3 separate regions of the Homo sapiens genome follow, and all the other regions are linked to region 1. A link is a loop called in an ENCODE intact Hi-C map of the cell type or tissue named here. Cell type or tissue: dorsolateral prefrontal cortex. All regions are shown on one strand. Links, peaks and the distances in the headings refer to the core of each region. The heading gives the core; the rest is flanking DNA.

The links. Peaks named below come from ENCODE experiments on the same cell type or tissue, not always from the same donor. Only the 100,000 strongest peaks of a DNase experiment are listed, where the experiment ranks them.
Region 2: it touches region 1 in a loop (2.6-fold over the local background); 22 of 110 quality-filtered maps call a loop at or near these places.
Region 3: a loop joins it to region 1, with 9 times the contacts of the local background. A loop is called at or near these places in 75 of 110 quality-filtered maps.

The regions. Positions count from the first base shown.
Region 1 is chr9:76,807,053-76,814,879 of GRCh38, reverse strand. All of the region lies in intron 6 of PRUNE2 (prune homolog 2 with BCH domain), which reads left to right. Among named protein-coding and RNA genes, the nearest start is that of PCA3, 47 kb to the right of the region's middle. In dorsolateral prefrontal cortex, for the core only: CTCF peaks have their summits at 4,129 and 4,332; a DNase peak (open chromatin) is centred at 4,330; H3K27ac peaks cover 2,917 bases.
Region 2 is chr9:76,890,677-76,898,503 of GRCh38, reverse strand. All of the region lies in intron 1 of PRUNE2 (prune homolog 2 with BCH domain), which reads left to right. Among named protein-coding and RNA genes, the nearest start is that of PRUNE2, 12 kb to the left of the region's middle. RefSeq lists an enhancer at 1-453. In dorsolateral prefrontal cortex, for the core only: a CTCF peak has its summit at 4,197 (motif pointing left); DNase peaks (open chromatin) are centred at 4,013, 4,623 and 4,983; H3K4me3 peaks cover 1,660 bases; H3K27ac peaks cover 5,000 bases.
Region 3 is chr9:76,983,393-76,991,219 of GRCh38, reverse strand. No RefSeq gene overlaps it. Among named protein-coding and RNA genes, the nearest start is that of FOXB2, 32 kb to the left of the region's middle. In dorsolateral prefrontal cortex, for the core only: a CTCF peak has its summit at 3,414 (motif pointing right); DNase peaks (open chromatin) are centred at 1,546 and 3,439; H3K27me3 peaks cover 98 bases.

The sequences.
Region 1 (7,827 bases), core at 1,712-6,711:
TAGTGAGTGAAATAGGTACAGTTAGTGTTTCATTAGGTGGTATTTTATTTGATACATGTAAAGAAAAGTGTTAGGTGATGCAGATTTATATGCAAATGTGGACATATATTATTCATAACCATTTCCCTTTTCATTAAGTCCCCCACCCCCAACATGCCTGCATGTGTGTTTTTGCACTAAAGGCATGGAATAAACCAGGACTGCAATACCCCAACCTTGGATTCCTGGGATCTTGATGCAATGGGCCCAATTAGCTACCCCTTCACTGTCTCCTCCCCAGAATAAAATGGTGTTTCAGTTATCTATTGCTGTGTAGCAGGTCACCCCCAAAACCTAGAGGCTTAAAACCACATATCATTATCTCTCATAGTTTTATGGGTTTTTAGGGGGCTTGGCTGAGGGGTTCTTGCTCAGAGTGTCTCCTGCAGTTGTGTTCAGATGGTTGTCAACTGGGAACTCAATTGGTACTTGTCACCTGGCTTGGGCTCCTCAGAGCATAACACTTAGGTTCTAAAAGAGTGCCACAAGAGAGTGCCACATGTTTTCTAAGAGACTCAGATGGAAGCTGCAATTCTTCTTGTGACCTAACCTCAGGTGTCTCAGAATATCACTACCAGCATATTCTGTTATTCATGTGAGTCCCGAAGACCAGCCCAGATTGATTATAAGGGGAATCAGCAGTGGTATGCTAGTAAATGTTTAACAACAGGTTCTCAAAAAAACCCACTCTTACATATTACTGATATGAAGGATATATATGATACATGGCCGGGAGCAGTGGCTCACGCCTGTAATCCCTTCACTTTGGGAGGCCGAGGCGGGTGGATCACCTGAGGCTGGGAGTTAGAGACCAGCCTGGCCAACATGGTGAAACCCCGTCTCTACTAAAAATACAATTAGCCAGGTGTGGTGGTGGGTGCCTGTAATCCCAGCTACTTGGGGGGCTGAGGCAGGAGAATTGCTTGAACCCAGGAGACGGAGGTTGCTGTGAGCCAAGATTGTGCCATTGCACTCCAGCCTGGGTGACAGAGAGAGACTCTGTCTCATATAAATACATAAAGGATATATATGATATACACAATATATCATATATAGTATACAATGTATACTCTTTATTCTTTTATTGTAAATTTCGTAAGACCAATTAATTCTCATAGAATGAACTAGTTAATTTTTGTGTAACTCTTGCATTGCAATCGATGAATGAGTGTAATTGCAACAAAAATGTAGTTGATGTTTTTGATTCTCCCTTTACAAGAAACTGAAACAATGAAGAAATATGCTTGAACTTCATTTGTTTGTCAACAATATAAGTGACTTCTTTGCTGAATTAAAGAATAGTTTTCAAATACTGGAAGAATATTTCCTTATTTGTGTGTGTGTGTATGCTAGTCACAATGTGATGACTAGAGACACAACACACTTTTATGTTTTATCTTTAGTATAGTTTTTCTCCATGACTTTCTCGAGTCTAGACAAGGGGTCAGCAATTCTTTTCTGAAAAGGGCCAGATAGTAGATATTTTAGGCTTTGCATTCCAGGAGCCCAAACTGAGGATATTATGGAGGAACTTAACAACTATTTGAATGTGTTTAGTGCATGGGCTGTTCATAAATAGGCAGTGAGCTGAACTGGTCTGTGGGCCAGAGCTTGCCAACACCTGGTCATGACAATCAATAAACCAATAAAACAAGCTCTGATTTGTAGTATTTTCCAATTTCCATAGCGTAAATGCTCTTACCATGGCCAATTTCAAAATACCAACAAGACATCATCAAAACAGATTTGGGAAGAGATGTGCAGAAGTATATCATTATATAGCCTTTCTACTGTACAGATGTAAATGACCCCAAGAACATTGATAACAGTAGATATAATGGCACGATTAAGAAGGGGTGAGTTTTGAGAATGTATTACTTTTGCTTTTAACATAATTTACTTAACACAAATTATGTAATTTAATTTTTATAATGACTGTGTTTAACTTGCAAATAACGGGTTTGCAAATTGCCTGAAAATTTAACAGTCAGCTCTTGCCAACAGTTACACGTCAGCTCCGGCACAGCACTGCGAAATTAGACTCCAGTTCTTGCTGTGCAGAGACACATGTGCATCTGGGGAGGGATGGAGCTGAAGGTGGCCATCAAGAGAAAATTGCTTCCGGTCACATTCTCTTCTATAAATCCTTCTGTTATTTGCCTACCACAGTCTGGCATATACAGGGGCTGTTAGTGTACAATTTATGTGGTGTTGGGCATAAGCATAAGGTCGCTAGAATTTTAGCATGCCAATCATTTGTGTGTAGTCGAAGTATATCTCTTTGTGAGATATCGTAGTAGAAGTGCTCATAGTTTTTTTTAAAATGCAAAACAAAGGAATTGTGATTTATTTAACAATCAAGAAGAAAGTAGAACCTTGATTTCTGATTCATAATTTACTTAGTTGGTTTCATGTACTTTGGCCAATGGTATTGTATTCCAATAGTTAACCATTTTAATTCAGATTAAGAGAAAGTAGGGCCACCCTGCAGCTAAGATAACAGGTTGTGTTTAAAGGACAAATAAAATTAAATAATTAGTCTTTAGATTCTTTTCTTTTTGGACACAAAACATCACAGCCACCATAGCCTCCCTTTGTTGGTCATCATGCATGCTGGGGACTTAGGCTCATGCCTTGGAAGCCCTGTCTTCCCAGCTCTCTGCTCTCTTCTATTCGGCTAGAGACACAGAGCTTGCTCTCTGCAATGATGCATCCTGGATTATCATTTTCCTCCCGAGCTTTCACCATCCTGGACTATACCCGTGAGTTCTGATAATACCATCTGGACAACATCATGGATTTTCCATGTCAGTTTGATCACTTCCCCTCTTTCCTTTTCTTAGTACACTTTGCACAGCTTTTTCCTCTTCCGTATGTCCACATGCTCCTTTTCAGCAACTACAGCGCCATTCTTCACGGCTACTTCTTCTGCCTAGGTAGTACTGTACTGCCTTCTAGTAACTTCGTAATGCAGGTTAAAAAGCTATGAAAAAGTCTTTCCATATGTCACCAAAATGCCTAAGGCTTTCCCTTTAAATTGGGTATTTCTGGCACCTCTGGCTCCTTATTTAAGACTTCTCTTTTAAGTTCACAGTCACCTTTGAGGGCATGGGCGTATTGTCAGAAAGCATTTTTGAATAAATTTATGCATCACTGCACCTTATATAAATAAAATTTGTATGTTTCTAGACCTTCAGAAAGTCTAGAAATTGAAATCCTTGAGCAGGAGGAGATAAGTTGGCCTTTTACTCATGAAGGAAATGAGGTCTCAATGTCTGGCTTTCTGAGAAACAAGCTCCACGACACTGGCAGAGTTCAGCACCTCTATCTTCATTCATTGCCTTTGATACCAGATACCAATAACTGTTGGTATCTGGAAAAGTCATTGGTAGACTTTTGTTCTAGTCATTTTAGTCATCCCATAATTGGGCAAAGAAACCAGAAACCAGCCTATTGATTTAATTCATTCTCAACTTTAGCACTGCTGAGGGAATTAAGACGTAGCTTTTTACAAAATATATGTGACACTTGGAACTTTCTTCATAGCACAATATCTAATTCTGTCTACATTTTTCTTTATGAGAAGGGAAACCCTCAGGACATAGTGATATGCTAGGATGACTGCTCTTTCACTCTGTAAATACATTTTTAAAGTGTACTATAATGTCATTTTGATGGTTTAATTTCTGGAAGGATTTGGCTAATTACATTTTTAGGAATGTGCTCAGACCAGTTTTAGCTGCCTAGTGTTACTTTTAATAGCAGCTGTTGCTTACTTCTTCTCATTTATATTCTCTCTCCCCTCCCTTCAGAGTTATTTTGCTGATTTGGGGACCTGACCTTGGTTTAAATTAGTTTGTCTGTAACGCTCCTGAGAATCATATGCAATATTTTAATGGTTAATTACTACATTGTATCAACCTGTCATAGAAAAGCAGGCTGTGAAACTAGAGGAAAATTGTTCCCTTTTCTTGTGACAGAGAAATCTATATAAAAGTGAAACAGTGGACTACATTTGTGTTAGAGTGCCTGTTTCCCATCCATGGTCAATACTGAATTGGTTCCCTAAGTAACAAAGACTTTTTTTTTAGTACACGCTAAAATGAAAAAACAAATTTATACCACATAGCCAGTGGCAACTCAGAGAAATAAGGAGAGTCAAACAAAGGAATAATTTAGGATAGTTACTGTGTAGGATAGACATCTCTTTTACTGTTGCTTAATTGACATGATTGCTAAGGATGGCTGTGCTGAGCCTGTTGGAGAAGAGTGGATTATTACAGGTCAGTGGTGTCGCCTAGTGGTGGAAACAGGAAAACAGGTAAGATGCTACAACTAAGCTTTGGTTGTTTATTATTGTCTTCTTGTATTCCTTCAAAAGGATAACTTGATGCTTATTGTATTCATAGCATGGTGCTAGTCAATACCTTGAATAATTTGAATTTTAGCAAATGAACATAATAGTAGCCAACACTCATTGAATGTCTATCATACCTTTTTTGAGTGTATATACCTTACATTTGATTTTTATTTTCTCATTGAACCTCCATGACTACCCTTTGAAATAGGTCTGTTATTATTTTCATGTTATAAATGAACTTTAGAAGACTCTTCTAGAAAAGGTGGTTCATGACAGTGAAGATTTGTGTCTATGTTTTGCCCCTCAACATTTTAGATTAACATTCTTTTCATGATACCATGATGTAATCTAGTTTTCAGTTTCTCTGCAAATGCGTATGCCAGGCGCACCTGTGGATGATGCTCCATTGTTCTGGCACTTAACAGTGCTTGCTTTTTATCCCAAACCAAAAGGGAAACAGTCATGTTGAACCTTCCTGCCCGTGAAGCCCAAACAATGAAGCTCTCAACCTACACTATAGTCATTGACACCACCAGCTCAGTCTACAGCCAATCTGACCAGTTGATGTGTCCTTGGGACACCAGGGTTGACAAGGAGGGCTTGAATGCATGTACTCACTTTATCCATCCACTTAATCACCCATTAACGTGGTCATTTGTCATCAAACATTTATTTTATTTTTAAATCCTTTTTTATATGTATGAATTTATGGGTTACAAGTGCAATTTTGTTACATTCATAGATTGCATAGTGGTCATATCAGGATTTTTTGTTTGTTTGTTTGTTTTGATGGAGTCTCACTCTGTCACCAGGCTGGAGTGCAGTGGCACGATCTCAGCTCACTGCAACCTCTGCCTCCCTGGTTCAAGTGATTCTCCTGCCTTAGCCTCCAGAGTAGCTGGGACTATAGGTGCGCGCGACCACGTCCAGCTAATTTTTGAATTTTTAGTAAAGACGGGGTTTCACCATGTTGGCCAGGATGGTCTCGATTTCTTGACCTCATGATCCACCCACCTCAGCCTCTGAAAGTGCTAGGATTACAGGCGTGAGCCACTGCGCCCAACCCTGGGCTTTTAATTCATCACCCAAATGACATACATTGTACCAATTAAGTAATTTCTCATCATGCAGCTCCCCCTCCCAATCCCTTCAATAAAAAAATTATTGAGTAGCTATTATGTCCCTGAAATAGAGGTTAAATATTGCAGTGCAATGGTTTCTGTCTTCCCTAAGCTTACGGATGATTGGCAATTATAATTGGCTCTAATGGGCCACTACCTATACGAAAGAAGCACATAGCCTAATTTGGGAAGGGGAGGTAGATCAGAAAGTGCTCCCTTGAGAAGATGATGTTGAAACTAAATGTAAAGGACATGCAGAAGTTGGCCACGTAAATGAGGTTTGTTGTGAAGGAGGGGGTGGTAGAAGGTGGGTGGCAAAGGAAAAACATTCCAGGCACAGAGAAGAATATGAACTAGGAGGGAGGAGAGAGAGCATGGTTATTGATGTTGAGTTAAAAGCAGCAGTGAAATGGACTTACCCCTAGTGTTTGGGTCCCTTCTGGATTAAGCTCTGGGAAACCTGGTGGGTTGACTCATGCTGTACAAAGACAGGAAAGAATGCAAATGGGAGAATAATGAGCAATGTACGACAGGCTGTGGCAGGCGTGCATTGAGGACTGTGAGGGTGACAACAGAGACTGGGATGCCTGCCTTTGGCTGATGGGTGGTGGGGGGACCGTGTAATCCAGTTAATTAGTGAAGCACTTGCCTGATTCTTCCTACTCGGTCCATCAGAGATAGAGCTGGAGTCTTTGTCTCTTGATCCAGAGTAAGCCAGCACGGCAGGATGAGGATCTTCTGACAGATTATTTCAGAGTGTGTAGGAGATGGAGAAGGCTGGGTGATGAGAGGGGAGCAAGAATAATGTTTGAGTATCAGAGGATCTGGAAAATAGGCTGAGAGCTTCAAATGTAGATCAAGTTTAAAATCCCTTGAACCATTGGGAGGAGCCCCAGAGGCACAACCGGACTCAGATTGGGCAAAAGAGATGGGAAGGACATGTGCAAACCCAAAAGGCACTTGTTGGGATATCCCCACACAATATCCTAACGTGATACAATGTGAAATATGAGGTTACAGAAAATGAGCCTCTTAACTTTTGAAACTTTGAAACCAAGTCAACAGTCCTTTTTGTTTGGTGACAGAGACAACACAAGCATCACATACCTTTCATCAAGTTAGAAATTTAAAACAAAGCAAAGCAAAAAAGCTGGAAGGTGTTTTTGTTTTTGTTTTTTGACACAGAGTTTCGCTTACTCTGTTGCCCAGGCTGGAGTGCAGTGGCATGATCTCGGCTCACTGCAACCTCTGCCTCCCAGGTTCAAGTGATTCTCCTGCCTCAGCCTCCCGAGTAGCTGGGATTACAGGCACCTGCCGCCACACCAAGCTCATTTTTGTATTTTTAGTAGAGACGGGGTTTCACCATATTGGCCAGGCTGGTCTCGAACTCCTGACCTCAGGTGATCCACCCGCCTCAGCCTCCCAAAGTGAAGGGATTACAGGCGTGAGCCACCACACCTGGCCTGTAAGTTCTTTCTAATGGAGAAAATGACAGACAGACATCAGTATGTGCTCGATTGTTTTATAATTTTGTTCTGCTACCCAGCTTCCAGTGGGACGAGAGCTTTAGTTAATTCTCCCTAATTGTAAAGGGAATCTCCCTCTAGCTGCAAAACAAGAATTCCTAAGGCCCTTTCCTGGTCCCAGCTCTGGGTTTTCTCAGTCTGTGAAAATGCCATGAACATCACACTGGTCCCTCCTCTCTCCCTGTGTCTATCTTGGGTGTTTCTCAGGATTAAACATGAAATGGATGCTCAAGAGAGAGCATTAATCCATTTTTACCACTCTGCTGTTTGAATCTTCAAGTAAAAGATAAATTCTAGTTCCCCATATATGATATTATTGTGTATAATTTGTATAATTACCTCTTTATTATATCATGGTGTGAAATACTGAGTAGCTGCTGACCACCAGGGAATTTGTGAAGTGTTGCAAATTGCTGACCCTTCCTTGACAGAAAGCAAAGATCATAGTACAGGGAGGTCGAGGCCAGGCATTGTGGCTCATGCCTATAATCCCAGAACTTTGGGAGTCCGAGGTGGAAGGATCACTTGAGACCAGGAGTTCGAGACCATCCTGGGAACATAGGGAGATTCTTATCTCTACCAAAAGAAATTTTTTTTTTTTTTAAATTAGCCAGACATGGTGGTGCTAGCTACTTTGGAGGCTGGCTGAGGTGGGAGGATGGCTTGAGCCCAGGAGTTTAAGGCTGCAGGAGCTGTGGTATGCCATTGCACTCCAGCACTCCACCCTGGGCAACAAAGCAAGACCCTGTCTAAGAGAGAGAGACAGACACACGCGCGCGCG
Region 2 (7,827 bases), core at 1,432-6,431, 84 kb before region 1:
AATTCAGGGTTCATCTACTCAAATTTGAGAATTAGCTTTTTGTAGTAATGGAGAATATAGTGTGGGACTTCAGAATAAGTAGCTGAAAGGAAACATCAACACAGTCCAAAGATTGTCTGTGTTCCCATCCTTGATGATTGCTGACCTCCCTGAGAGCAGCAATAGCCACACTTCCTTATATCTGAGCCCATAAATGGGGAACTGTGAGGCAGTCCCTGGCAGAGGCTGCCTGCCCTAAATCAGATCCTGGGAGATTTTCCTAGAGTATGAGTTGTGGATTTAGGAGACCCTTAGAAGGACTTTTGTCCTCCTTCCCACTTCTTGCCCCCTAAAGGCAGTACAGCCGGGCGGCTAATCATGTGGAGCCAGTGCCTGATTTCAAATCCTAACCCCGCCACTTTTACTTGCTAGTCACACAATCTTAGTTTCTTAGCCTCCCCGGGTCTCAGTTTCATCATCTGTAAATGAGAACAGTAGTAGCACTGGCCTCACAGGGCTGCTGCATGTGTGTATGCCCTGAGACGAGGACGTGATCTCCAGGCACAGTAATAAAAACATGAAAAGGCCACTAGCAAACAAGAGCCAGGAAGCCCTATTTACATTTCACAGAAACAGGAACAATTCTTAGCTGTCTTGCAATTCAGTTAGAATTTGTGGAATATCTGTCTTAGCTCTAAGAGATACTTTTAAAATTTGATTTAACTCCCACAATGGTCTTGTAAGGTAGGTACTAATCTCCTTTTGCAGTTGCCAAAACTGAGGCTCAGTGAGGTTAAGAGGTTTGCCCAGGCCAGGTGCAGTGGCTCATGCCTGTAATCCTAGCACTTTGGAAGTCCCAGGCAGGCAGATTGCCTGAGGTCAGGAGTTCCAGACCAGTCCAGCCAACACGGTGAAACCCCATCTCTACTAAAAATACAAAAAAATTAACTGGGCGTGGTGGTGTGCATCTATAATCCCAGCTACTTGGGAGGCTGAGGCAGGGGAATTGCTTGAACCAGGGAGGTGGAGGTTGCAGTGAGCCGAGATCATGCCTCTGCACTCCTTCCAGACTGGATGACAGAGCGAGACTCCATCTCAAAAAAAAAAAAAAAAAAAAAAAAAAAAAAAAAAAAAGAGGTTTGCCTAAGGTTGCATAGCCACAAAGAGTAGAGCTGGAGTTTGCTTCCGGATCACCTGACTTCAATTCTAGGACCTTCTTCCTCATACCATAAGCACCTCTTCCCCCAAGATCTCCTGGAACATTTCATTCTTGTTAAATTAAAAGTGAACAGCTTGACAAGTTTATAGGAGGGCTGAGTGGTAAGTTAGTGAAATTGCACATATATTGTTCACGCTGACCCAAGAGGGGTTCATTCTTCTGTGTTGCTTGTTTTATGTTAAAATCTTTTGGACAACAGAATATCAACCAATGTTACTGAAATCCTGCTATGAGAAAAACATGGTGTTAGGCCATCTGAGATTTGGTTGAATACATTGTGAGATTGTTCTCACTGCATGCCCATTTGAAAGAAAATTAACTGATAAACGATTGGGAGGAGAATGTGTGTGATTAGCTTTTAGAGTAATTAGAAATGTTATGGGCATCATTTGGTGAAATGTTAAGAACAAGAATGCATTTTTAAAAGAGTTTAAATGCCTCTTATTTGCCACCAAGGTTATTTGGTTTTGTAGTTTCTTCACTGTTGCCACTCTCTTATTGGTGGCCTTAAATACCACTTTGATGGATTGACCGATGTCAGGGGGTCTAGGCAGGAGAAGATCCAGGGTTAGAACACAGCTCTCGGTTGTGTCAAGTCCACTTTGGCTCTCCAGTCTGCTGGTTTAGCAGCGCCCCAGAAAACTGTTGATTATGCTCACGATACACACAGAAGTGAAGGAAAGGGGAAGAAAGGAAAGAAGGAAGGTGGAGGCAGAATTGGAGGGGAAATAGGAGAAAAGAAAGCGATGAAAGGATTCAAGAAGGAAGCAAGTATGAACATCCTTCCACAATTCAGGACAGGATGCGTTGTAAGTGCAACAGTTCTTATGTCCACGGTCACTTCCCTGGCACATCAGCCAACCCAAAGTTACCCCAAAACTAGGAATTGGGCAAAGGCAACTAAAGTTGATTATTGAAAACCTATCATCAGTTAGTTCTTTTCTCACAGGAAAATTCCCTAAGTGCAATCTCTGAGGCTATTTGCGAGATGATACTTGTAAATCATTCACAGAAATGCTGGGAGCATAGCAAAACACATGAATGCTAGCTACCATCATTGAGGTTATTATTTAATGTGCACTTTGACACAGTGTTCACCAACCTTGTTTTCTCAGAAGGGGATGATGGAAAGGGAGGTGGCTGCCAGAGGCTGTAATAGATGATGACTTACGATGGGGAAACTACACAAACAAAACCAAAATCAAACAGGACCTATAAGAAGCAGACCTGATGGCAGGCGTGGTGGCTCATGCCAATAATCCCAGCACTTTGGGAGGCAGAGGTGGGCAGATCTTGAGGCCAGGAATTCAAGACCAGCCTGACCAACATGGTGAAACCCCATCTCTACTAAAAATACAAAAATTAGTGGTGGCACACACCTGTAGTCCCAGCTACTCAGGAGGCTGAGGCAGGAGAATCACTTGAACCCGGGAGGCAGAGGTTGCAGTGAGCCAAGATGGTGCCACTGCACTCCAGCCTGGGTGACAGAGCTAGACTCTGTCTCAAAAATAAATAAATAAATAAATAAAATAGAGGCAGATCTGGGCCCCCAGTAAGTGTCATTCCATTTGGTGTCAGGTAAATAATCCCAAATATCTGCACAGCCCTTGGCAGACATAACATCACTGACATAAAGTACATATCTGATGCTCATAGTAATGACCCTAAAGAATCAGGGGGAAAAGATCATTTAAATTTAGTGTCCTGTTTAAGAAGAAAGGTGTGGTGCATAAGCGATTTCAGAAAAATTTCCCACTCAGATAATTAACATAGAAAAAAATAGAAAAGAAGTTGTGGCTTGCAGGGTAGGCTTCGGTTGTCTGACAAAGCCTCTTGCATAGGAGACCTTGTTCTTGAGTGTAGCCAGATATGTGAAACGTCATGGTTTATAACAAGTGATCATGAGTCAGGATGGAAGGTGATGGTGCAAAAATGTGAGTCTGATGTGGGGAGGCATAAATAGGCCTCAGCACGTACAAGATGTGAGCAGCCTGGCGCCCCACTCCCATTCTCAGTGGAGAACTAAATCTGGTTCTTGACTCCAGAGGAGGCACAGCAATGACCACAGAGGTATAAAATAAGGTCCCTGAGAAAAGCCCGTGAGGGACCAGAAGACTGCTGATGGCCTTGCAATTCTTTGAAAGGTTCTTATGGAAGAGTTTCCACCCATGGAAATTATTTCTTCCCCTCAGTTGAAAAAACAGGACTTTTAGGATGAGTGGCTTTTTTTTTCTCCCTCTTAAGGAAGCCCATTCATTAAGGTCCCTTTTTTTTATTTTTTGAGACGGAGTCTTGCTCTGTTGCTAGGCTGGAGTGCAATGGAGCCATCTTGGCTCACTGCAACCTCTACCTCCCTGGTTCAAGAGATTCTCCTGCCTCAACCTCCTGAGTAGCTGGGATTACAGGCAAGCGCCATCACGCCCAGCTAATTTTTGTGTGCGTGTCTTTAGCAGAGACGGGGTTTCATCATGTTGGACAGGCTGATCTCGAACTCCTGACCTCAGGTGATCCACCCACCTCAGCCTCCCAAAGTGCTGGGATTACAGGTGTGAGCCACCGTACCTGGCTGGTCCTTTTTTTTTTTTTTTGCTGCAGAAAATTAATGAAAGGGTGCAAAAAGAGAAAAGTGCATGTTGGCTTCCTCCTCTCCAGCAACAGCAGAGGCAGAAGATCATCCTGGAGGCAGAAGCATTTTGATCCTCTTTACATTCCTCAGACACATTTTCTGTAACAAGTGGTCAGTGGTGCTGGCCAGACCGGCACCTGGCTCTGAGAAGATAGAAATGTCACAGCATGTGGACAGATCAGCTGCTCCCTGCCACGGGTATGTCTGAGAGGACAGGACACGTGCCTGGCTGCTCCCTGAGAAGGCAGTGTCCCTGGTCCTCTCTCCAAGGAGGCAAGAAGGGGCAAATCCCGTTCTGTCCCCCATTCTTGATTCTTTACAGTTAAATATGTCCCTTGGCCCTTAGCAAGCTGGTTTGTTTTTCATGCGACACCTCCTGGTCAAACTATGGGGTATGATTCTCTCATCCTTCATTGGCTACAGTATAAAGAGACTTCTGGAGCTGCTTCCTTTTGGAGGACTGGATTCTTGCAAGGAAGGGTGGGCAGTCTTTTAGCCGATTCTTGTGGATTAATTTACAACTTTGATTCAGGTTTTGTTTTATCTTTTGAGTGTTTACCAAGATCATTGAGAGAACTCGTTTTTTCTCTTTAGATGGTGGGCAAATTGCAAGCATGGTCTTAAGAAATGTATATAGGTCACAGAAAAAGATAAACAAGAGGGAGACATTTTATTCCCTAGGTGAATCTTTCTTCTATTGTTTAATTATGAATCTGCTTTGCAAGACCCTAAAATAAAGCCATCCATGAAGCAAAGCAATTTTCGTGGCCCTGTGACTGATCATGTGCTTGCCACTTGGCTGATACCCCTGGACCGTGGCCTGAAGTGTCATTACTCTTGGCTCCAGTCTCCAGAAAACCCAGACATAAACTCACTGTGGTGGATGCAGATCAAAATGCCATCCCAGAGCTGGCTTTTAAAATGTTTTGAAAAATTCATTATCCCTCTAAGCCATTAGATCACTTTGAGCCTTATGGGGAACAAATGCATTTCTCACTTCTGTGGAATTCTTTCATGCCAAAATAGCCTCCTGACCAAGCGCAACATCTCTGTACAAATCAATTCATACACAAAGGGTTTCATAGGCTGGCATTTACGTAGATGGCTCTGATGAATCTCATAAACACTGAGCCACACTTGTTACAATTGGCCCCTTTGTTGGACTTCTGCTTTCAGCAGGATTTATATTCAGCCACCCTGATCACCATGTCACCCTGGGTACACTCTGACCCATCACTTCAGGGAGGGCTGTGGAAAACAGCCATCAGGGTTCCTTGTGTTTAAGTACAGCATTCTGTGGCCATCATCTTTTATTTACGATTTCTCGTTGTGTAACTGTGAGTTATTTTAACAATTATAGAATCACAGACCTTTACACTGGAAACTACTATAGAATCATAGGGGTTTTTTGTTATTGTTGTTTGTTTTGTTTTTAGAACCAGGGTCTCCTTCTGTTACGCAGGCTGGAGTGCAGTGGCAAGATCATGGCTCACTGAACCCTTGAACTTGTAGGCTCAAGCGATGCTCCCACCTCAGCCTCCCAAGTAGCTACGACTACAGGCATGTGCCACCAAGCCTTGGCTAACGTTTTGTTTTTTATTTTGTAGAGACAAGGTCTCATTATGTTGCCCAGGCTCGTCTCGAACTTTTGTCATGTTCTTTGTCATGAAGGATCTCAAGTGATCCTTCTGCCTAGGCCTCTCAAAATGTTGAAATTAGAGGTGTGAGCCACTGTGCCCAGCCTAATCACAGATTTTTAGCATTGAAACAGATGACTTTAGACATCTATTTCAGTTTCCTCATATTATATTTCAGGCTCAGTTTCTTTGTAAAATAATAAACAAGCAATAAGGTATATTTGGCAAATAGAGGAAAGCTGAAAAATTACCCATAAAAAGAAAAAATTAAAACTAAAAATAAAATCACCCACTTTCATTGAAGCATGACCTTTCGTGATAGTTTGGCAAGTAGTTTTCTCAGTCTTTCTTCCTTGTGCACAGGACTTAAGATATTTGTATATCTTGCAACCCCAATTTTTATTTTACTTAACATTATTTATTATTTTCCTAAGTTATTACATAGTATTCAAAATCAACATCTTAAATAATGGAGCACAGTTTAATAAAGAAGACCTACTGAGGTTAAACCTTTTCATTGTCCCTCCTTTTTGCTATTGTTAATTACTACGACAAACATCTTTGCACATAAAAACATTTTCTCCTGTTTAGAATTATGTCTTTAAACTGGCTTTCCAGTATGCAATGATTAGGGAAAAAGATATTAATATTCTTAAGCTTCTTTATACATCTTTTTAAATTGACTTCTGGGTGAACTCTTCCCAAATTTCAAGACTCAGAGAGGTTAACTAGTCCCACAGTACATTGTGACAGAGTCAGACATAGATTTGAGGTCTCTTGACCCTGAAGTCTACACCCCGACACGTTAGAGAATTTGTGCAGTATGAGGGAGAATGGTGTCCTGATGGTATACATTGTGGATCTGAGCAAATAACCTGAAGTGGCCTGCCTGCTGAGTTGAGACAAGCGTAACAGAAACTGTGCCACACCAGTTACAACTCTGCTAATGAGACCAGTAGGTAGAATCTGGCTGGGGGGGCTACTTTCTCTTTGTCTTTTCACTTCCTCTCTCAATTATTTCAAAAAGATTGAGCCTTATGGAACAGTAAAGCTATTGCTGCTCTGCTCGGTGTGGTCACTCGGAGCACAGTGTTGCCCTTCATAACTGTTGTCACCTACTTGATCTCATTTGATTAACCTTGAGGAGGGTTCATGTTATTATATTTATGTCACAAATGAAAAGAACAAGGCCAGAGAGGTTAAGTCCAGCCTTGCCCAGAGACACACAGCCAGTAAGTGGCAGAGGTGGGCGTAGATTCTCTGTCTTCTAATTCCCAGCATCTGTGCGAAGAAAAATTGATCTGTGTTTTCAAAAGATAGTTTGAAGGTCTCATTGAGAGCATAGTGGTTTGGATTCATCTACATAAAAGAAAATGTCCGAGTGAAAATACAGGGCACTTTTCTGAGAGGAGGCTATTCAACGGTGAAATCTATTCATCCTGATGCCGCTTTTCTTTGACACAGGAAAACATACGCATCAAGCTTTGGAGTTTCGTGTGATGGACTCTGATGTACAGTATGCAACTGTGAGATTAATGAATGTGTCACTGGTGGAAACATGCTGAGCCCAACAGGCTCTGGAGACTAAGTGTCACCTGTAATGGAAAGAAGGCACCTGAGAGGCAGGGTCTCTGGAGGGCCTGTGGGCATCACCTGACATGCCTGTAATGGGACAACAGGTGACTGGATGTCACTTATAGTCATTTCAGCTGAGAGTTCTCTGTAATGTGGGAAAGAAGTTTAATTGCCTATAACATCAACTCTTTCCCTGCTACAGAGCAGGTGTAATTCTGTCAAATTCTCTCTTCCAACCTCCTCATTCTCAGCTGTTTCTTCATTTGGATCATATTCATTAACTGCCCAAAAGCCTAAATGCATCCCACACTGATGCAATGGGGAGTAATTTTCGTTTAGTGCAGTTTGATATCACTGAAGCTAAATTCCGCTCTTTCAAAACTCTAAGAAGCACATAGATCTCCCTACCAATCTTTTGTATCACCATAGCATGACAAAGGCAACATGATTGCTAAAGCCAATATGCGCAAAGATGAAGATGCATCAGATGCATTGGCCTCTGGTGAGTGGTCCTGGGTTGCCTGTGTTTTCCAATCTTTCTTAAGCATTTGATTAATTCACGCTGGTGAATAAAGAAAACCGCAAACATAATTGAAAGAAAATCTAGGCAGCTGGAAGTCAAGGTTAGTTTGGACTTGTAATTCTGTATTGGTGAGAATTTTGGGTTGATACTTGCCCTGAAAACTTAATATGATTTTTTTTTTAGAGAAGTCTGTTGTCTAATTGGATGATTTGTGTACAGTATGATAATTCCTTTACAGACCCCGTGTTGGGAGGCTTCGGTATATGCC
Region 3 (7,827 bases), core at 1,490-6,489, 180 kb before region 1:
GGCATGTGCCACCACACCTGGCTGATTTTTTGTATTTTTAGTAGAGATGGGATTTCACCATATTAACCAAGATGGTCTCGATTACCTGACCTCGTGATCCGCCCGCCTGGGCCTCCCAAAGTGCTGGGACTACAGGCGTGAGCTACCAAGCCTGGCCAAGTGCAACAAGCTTCTAAAGCAAGAATGTGGACTCCACGTTCTGATTTGCCCACTTACTAGTTGTGTGGCTTCGGTTGGACTTGTGTTAGTCATTTTTGCTTCTGCTCCTCTGAGTTCTCTTATTTTTAAAATGTGGATAATGGTACCTAGCTCAAAGGGTTTCTGTGAGAGTTAACTGAGTTAATCACTGTAAAGTACTTAGAACAGCATGCTCTAAAGGGAGAAGAAGAGGTGTGGAGAAATGGAGTAGGGTTGAAGAAACTCCTAAAGCTCCCTTGAGTTCAGAAGGGAGATGAGGCCAGCTGGGTATAGTGTGTGTGTGTGTGTGTGTGTGTGTGTGTGTGTGTGTGTTTAGGGGAGGTTGGTGTTGGTCTCAGTGTTATCTAAGTGTGTTGTACAGGCAAGGTAACTGGAGAAAAGGGCAAGGAAAGGCAAGTCTTAAAATTTCTTAGAAAGACCTTTCACAAGCCAGGTGCAGTGGTTCATGCCTGTAATCCCAGCTCTCAGAGAGGCAGAGGCAGGAGGATAGCTTGAGCCCAGGAGTTCGAGACCTGCCTGGGCAATATAGAGAGACCCCGTTCTCCACAAAAAGGAAAAAAAAAATGACAAAAAAAAAAGAAAGACCTTTCAAGAATAATTTCTACCAATGAGTGGATCAAGAAAATGTGGTATGTATGCACCAGGGAATACTACTCAGCCATAAAAAGAATGAAATAATGTCTTTTGCGACAACCTGGAGGGAGCTGGAGGCCATTATTCTAAGCGACGCACCTCGGAAAAGGAAAACCAAATACCATATGCTCTCACTTACAAGGGGGAGCTAAGTTATTAGTACGCAAAGGCATACAGAGTGATTTAACAGACTATGGAGACTCACAAGGGGGAGGATAGGAGGGGCACAAGAGATAAAAAACCACATATTGGGTACTACATATTGGGTAGAGTGACAGGTGCGCTAAAATCTCAGGCATCACTACTATACAATTCATCTATGTAACCAAAAACCACTGGTACCCCCAAAACTATTGAAATTAAAAAATATTTTTAAAAAAGAACTATATCCACCTGTGGCAGAGAAAATGGGGTATAGGGTCTGGACAGAAACAGACCTGCATTCTCCAGAGACCAAGAAAGCTATTAAGAGAGTTTAATTTGGTTCTATGTTAGTGTGGTGTCAAAGCAGGGTGAATTTGCATTAAAGAAGTGTGAAAGTCTAAAGGCAAAGTAGGTCATGAGACACGAGAATTAAATAGGGAGATATGGAGACTGTTTAATGATTTAAACCTCTATCAAGCGAATTGAACAAAGAGAGACTGTTTCTCTGTGTTTGCATGGTCATGGTCATTGTGATCACTGCTCACGTTGGTTGCAGCAGGCTGTCTTGCCAATGGCTGCTATAGCAGTAACAGGGGACTGGTCAGCAAATGTGCATTGCATCAATGACATGGAGCCCATGCCCTTTCACTGGCTTGTTGGTAGTGGTTGCATGGGGCTGGGGACCCCCTCTTGGATCTTTATTGCTGACCTCACTTCTCTGTATCACACAAGTCTCAAGAAGATAGAGAAGACAATAATACTTAATAAAATGAGAAAACTGTTTTATCAATATGTTAAGTGAAAAAAGCAGAATATGAAACTATGTATATGAACCTAATTGGTTAAACATATGTGTAGAAAAATGACTGAAATAAAACAGATTAAAACAGTAAATAATAGTTGTCTAAGGATGGAAATTACAGATGACAATCTTTCCTTTATATTTTATATCTTCTTTGCTTTCATTGATAAAAATGTTTTGCTTTTGCAATTGGAAAAGGTGAAATAAATGTAATTAACTTATAAGAAATGTAAGTTCTTCCTTGTTCAGAGCTTTACACATTGCTCAGCAACAAATGGTTGTTTGCTAATTGGTATGTAAAGGGCAATAAACAAGTTAATTGCTGGCTACATTCTCGAATAGCTAGAGGAAGTTCAAAGCTTCTCAACCTTATTTCAGCTCCAAGAAAGAGGACCTCTGATGTGGGTCAAAGACCTAATGGAGTCCTCAAAAGCCCACCATGCGCCATAGTGGGTGGAGGCTGGGCAGGAGGGAGAAGCTTCAAAGCCCCCTCTTTCCATGACATGCTTCTTCTTCACATCAATTTCCATCACTTCCCTTTCCCTCTCTCAGCTACTGTTAAAAGATGGACTTTTGTATTAGGTTGCTGGGGTTGCCAAAGTAAAGTGCCACAGACTTAAATCACAGAAATTTATTTTCTCAAAATTCTAGGGTCTAGAAGTCTGAGATCGCAGTGGCAGCAGGGTTGGTTTCTTCTGAGACCTCTCTCCTAGCTGGCAGATGCCCTTTTTCCTGTGTCTTCACATGGTCTTCCCTCTCTGTGTGTCTGGGTCCGAATCTCCTCTTCTTATGAAGATATCAGTCATATTGGATTAGAACCCACACTAATGACCTCATTTAACTTAAAGGCTCTATCTCCAAATATAGGCATTTGGAAATACTGGGGGTTAGGGCCACAATGCATAAATTTTTGGGGGACACAGTTTAGCCTATAACAGGATTGAAGTGTCTCCTTTCTTAAGGAGCCATGTCTCTGCTCATAGAGATTCAAAAGAAAGCCAAGGTTGGGCTTAGGAGAAAATAAGCAAAAGTAGAGGCTGCTTAAAGTTTTTGGGTTTGGTATAGCCCACCAGGTTAAGAAATCTGACAGGAATTTGAGTAATCTGAATCCATTCTGCGTTTGCCCAGAGTCTCCTTCTGGACACATAGCCCTCTTAAATCTCTGGCTGCATTGAGGCTGCTTGAGAATTTGAAATCTCAGTCATCTCCTCCTTGGGGACATGGTGAATATGTCATTCTGTTGAACTGATCACCATATTATCGGATGTTTCTACAAAAGCAAAACAGAGTTGAGAGCAGAAATATTAGAATCTTAGAAAGTGACAGGGGCTGGAGGATGAAGAGGTGGCAGGGTAAAAGGATGGGGTACTTTGGTCATATTATCCTTGATAGGCTGGTTGACATTCTCATTCTCTGCTAAGAACAAGCAGAAGCATCCCAGGAAACTCTTATGGGACTTTAATGTGATGAAATGAGAGAGATTATCTCTCTCCTCTGCCTAAGGGATGACTATCCATAGAATGTACTCAGACTTCTTTCCAATCACAGAGATAAATCCTGAAAGTTTTGCAGTATGGTACTGATTTCCTTGACCTACCAGAGTCCAGGTCTATAAAGTTTGCCTTTGCCCAGCCAGCAGATGGTGCCATTTTTCTAGGAAATTGAGCCAGATTCAGCTTGAACTGTCATTTGGCCTTTAGTGTTGTAGGCACTGTGCTCACAGCATGTTGTATAGGGCTTCACAGGTAACCAGTTTCTGTTCGAGGAAAGTCTAGCGCTCTTACCTGCAGTTGAACACACTGAAATCTTCAAGTTTCTCAGTTTAAGTGAAAACTTTTATTTTTAAAATTTCGGGATAATTAGAAGAAAATCTTAGTATTTCCTTTAGAAAAATCTTCCCCCACCCCTCAACTCTCTCTTTCTCTCTCTCTCTCTTTCTCGCATCTTATTCCAACATACCAGGTGGAGCCATCTCATCTTTCCTTTGAAAGGCCCTCTCACAATCCTTCACGCTTACACATGGTGGGTGGACTAAATTCTATAGTGAAATTGTAGCTTTTGAGGAATGAGTACTTCTGAACAGCTGCTTTACTTTTTGGGGGACATCTAGCTGTGTATTTATCTTTTAAGGTATAAATGCTTTCCTTCAAAAAAATATATACATATTCTGAAATATTTGGAAGCCAGTTGCAGATGTTATGACACATCAGCCCTAAATATTCAGCATATAACTCCTAACAATAAAGACTTTCTTCTATGTAACTGCTAAACCATGACCATATCTAAGAAAATCAACAGTAATTTCCAAGTATTACTTAATATCCATTTCATATTCAAAATTTCCTAGTTATTTCCCATATACCTTTCATAGCTGGTTTTATTCAACTGCATCCAATCAAAGCTCACACATTACATTTAGTTGTTTCATCCATTCATATATACATATATATGTGTGTGTGTGTGTGTGTATATATATATATATATTTTTTTTTTTTTTTTTTTTTTTGAGATGGAGTTTCACTCTTGTCGCCCAGGCTGGAGTGCAATGGCACAATTTCAGCTCACTGCAACCTCCACCTCCCAGGTTCAAGCTATTCTCCTGCCTCAGCCTCCCGAGTAGCTGGGATTACAGGCATGCATGACCATGCCCGGCTAATTTTTGTATTTTTAGTAGAGACGGGGTTTTACCATGTTGGCCAGGCTGGTCTTGAACTCCTGACCTCAGGTGATCCACCCACCCCACCTCCCAAAGTGCTGGGATTACAGGTGTGAGCCACCGCTCCTGGCTGAGTGTATGTATATATACATATACATATGTAAATACACATATACATATATACGTATTTAAGTCAAGGCCTATTGTCATTTGGATTATCCTGCATTCTAGATATGTTGCCTCATAGGGTCATTCTTTTTGAGACGGAGTCTCACTCTGTTGCGCAGGCTGGAGTGCAGTGGCACTATCTCGGCTCACTGCAAGCTCTGCCTCCCAGGTTCACGCCATTCCCCTGCCTCAGCCTCCCGAGTAGCTGGGACTACAGGCACCCGCCACGATGCCTGGCTAATTTTTTTGTATTTTTAGTAGAGACGGGGTTTCACAGTGTTAGCCAGGATGGTCTCAATCTCCTGACCTCATGATTCTCCCGCCTCAGCCTCCCAAAGTGCTGGGATTACAGGCGTGAGCCACCACGCCCCACCCATAGGATCATTCTTAACGTGCATTGTTCCTCAGATGTTAGAACCTGAGGCAAGGCCTATATGCTACAATTCTCCTTGGAAGTTCAGGCCTGGGGAGCAGGTGTGGGTGTGTACAGTTGGTAATGAGGCAGGGAAGGGGAGTGAGGTGATATGACTATGTGTTATCATGCTTCCCGTTCTCTACTATTAAGTAGGTTGGCTACTTTATCTTGTGGGATCATCTGAGACAGCATGTCAATGGCTGTTTCTTAAGATGATCTGTTTGAAGGAGACAACAGGGAAGAATGTATCCACCGGCTTTCATACTCCACCGATGCAAGAGTCATGTGCACCCTACAGAGTGAATCCTGCCCTCCTTTCAGTTTGTGCATGAGCAAGCCTGGAACTGGCTGCGAAGTTTCATATCTCTGTCTCGGGGGAAGCCTGGGATGAGAAGCAGCACTGTAGGGTGCTGCCCACATAAAGTCTTCTGGAGCCCAGGCAGACTTGGTTTCTGCAAGGATGCCTGGAGCTGAACACAATGTCCCTGGAGACAGATGAGGCCGAGAGGATCTGATACATAAGTGTGTCTGATGCAATATCTTATCTTTTAACTAGTTCCTCTCTTGCTTGTAGCTACTATAAACTGGAAGTCAGCTCTGAAACCTTGATGAGATTCAGGTAGAATATTTTGGCCAGATAACTTTATAAATGTTATTGTGTACTTCATATTGCACCACATCAGGAGGCACAAAATGCCAGGTTGTTTCACTATTAATGATGCTAAGTTACTTGGTTTTGTTGTGACAAGTAGATCTCTGATTGTAAAGGCCCATTTTCCCCTTTGCAATTAGCAAGCAACTGGAGATATATGACACTGTCCTTTTCCCAGCAATCTTTTAACTAATGATTTTAACATTCATTGATTTAGTCATTTTCTGAATCAATTATTTCACTGGGGGTTGCAAACTTATTAGCCGACATTCTTCTCTGAAGAAGCTTTTCTAGATCACCTGGAGATTAACTACCATTGCTCTTAGGAAGCAGGGAAAATAGTTCTTTTGTTTTAATTTCCAATTTTCAGAGTAAGGAGTTGAAAGTTAAAATAATAGTCATAATCTTCCATGGTGCCAAATTAATTTTGTTTTGTTTTGCCTCCTTTGAGTATTGTATGTGGACTTATGCCTTTTCATTTATTCAATATTTAACAATTCATTATACTTATTGAGGCTACAATTTCCCCAAATTTGCCAAGTAGAAGCCCTGAAAACTGGTTGCTGTGTTTTACTGATATGCCCTTATCATTTCTTTAGTAAAGGCTTCCTTGCTTTCTGGCAAAACAAGATGTCTCATCTTGTCCTTTCCTTGCCCCAGACTTGGAATTCAACCTTTTACTGAGGATATTTGATTCCTTTTATTGGGGAATGGTATTTAGAAGCCAAGATCCAGATACTAGGTATGCTAATTGCTACCGGAGTTTTGGTACTTCTAGACTCTTTCAACGGTCAGAACTAGGAAATCTATTTTTAAAAATCATGAGTTCATCTGATCTCTCCCTGTGACGAAGTCCCCGGGGGAGGGGTGGCCACCCTGTCTGTGATTTAGCTAACATAGCCTTCCCAGCCTCCTGGCTCTAGAGAGTCTGGGCAGTCTGGATGAGGAGGGCTCCCCCCAGCACAGCACACCTGCTCTGCCAAGGGGCAGCCAGATTGCTTCTTTAAGTGGGTCCCTGACCCTGTTCCTCCTGACTGGGTGAGACCTCCTAACAGGGGTCTCCAGACACCTCCTGTAGGAACGTTCAGGCTGGCATCAGGTTGGTGCCCCCTGGGATGGAGCCCCCAGAGGAAGGAGCAGGCTGCCATCTTTGCTGTTTCGTAGCCTTCGCTGGTGATACGTCCAGGGAGGGACTGAGGTGACTCGGATCTGGAGTGGACCCCCAGCAAACCACAGCAGCCCTATGGAAGAGTGGCCTAACTGTTAAAGGAAAACAAACAAACAGAAAGCAATAACAACAACATCAACAACAAAGACCCCACAAAACCCCTATTCACAGTTCAGCAACCTCAAAGATCGAAGGGAGATAAGCCCACAAAGATGTCAAAGAATCAACGCAAAAACACTGAAGACTCAAAAAGCCAGAGTGCTGCTTCTTCTCCAAATGACCCAACACATCTCTAGCTAGGGCACAGAACTGGGCTGAGGCTGAGATGGCTGAATTAACAGAAGTAGGCTTTAGAAGGTGGGTAATAATGAACTTCACTGAGCTAAAGGATCATGTTCTAACTCAATGTAAAGAAGCTAAGAACCAGTACAGGAGCTGATAACCAGAATAGCCAATTTAGAGAGGAACAGAACTGACTTGATGGAGCTGAAAAACACAACACAAGAACTTCACAATGCAATCAGAAGCATCAATAGCAGAATAGACCAAGTGGAGGAAAGAATCTCAGAGCTTGAAGACTATCTTTCTGAAATAAGACAGGCAGACAAGAATAGAGGAAAAAGAATGAACAAAACCTCCAAGAAATATGGGATTATGTAAAAAGACCAAACCTATGACTGATTGGAATACCTGAAAGTGACAGGGAGAATGGAACCAAGTTGGAAAGCATACTTCAGGATATCATCCAGGAGAATTTTCCCAACCTAGCAAGACAGGCCAACATTCAAATTCAGGAAATCCAGAGAACCCCAGTAAGACACTCCATGAGAAGATCAATCCCAAGACACACAATCTTTAGATTCTCCAAGGTTGAAATGGAAGAAAAAATGTTAAGGGCAGCCAGAGAGAAAGGCCAGGTCACTACAAAGGCAAGCCCATCAGACTAACAGTGGGCATCTCAGCAGAAACTCTACAAGCCAGAGGAGATTGG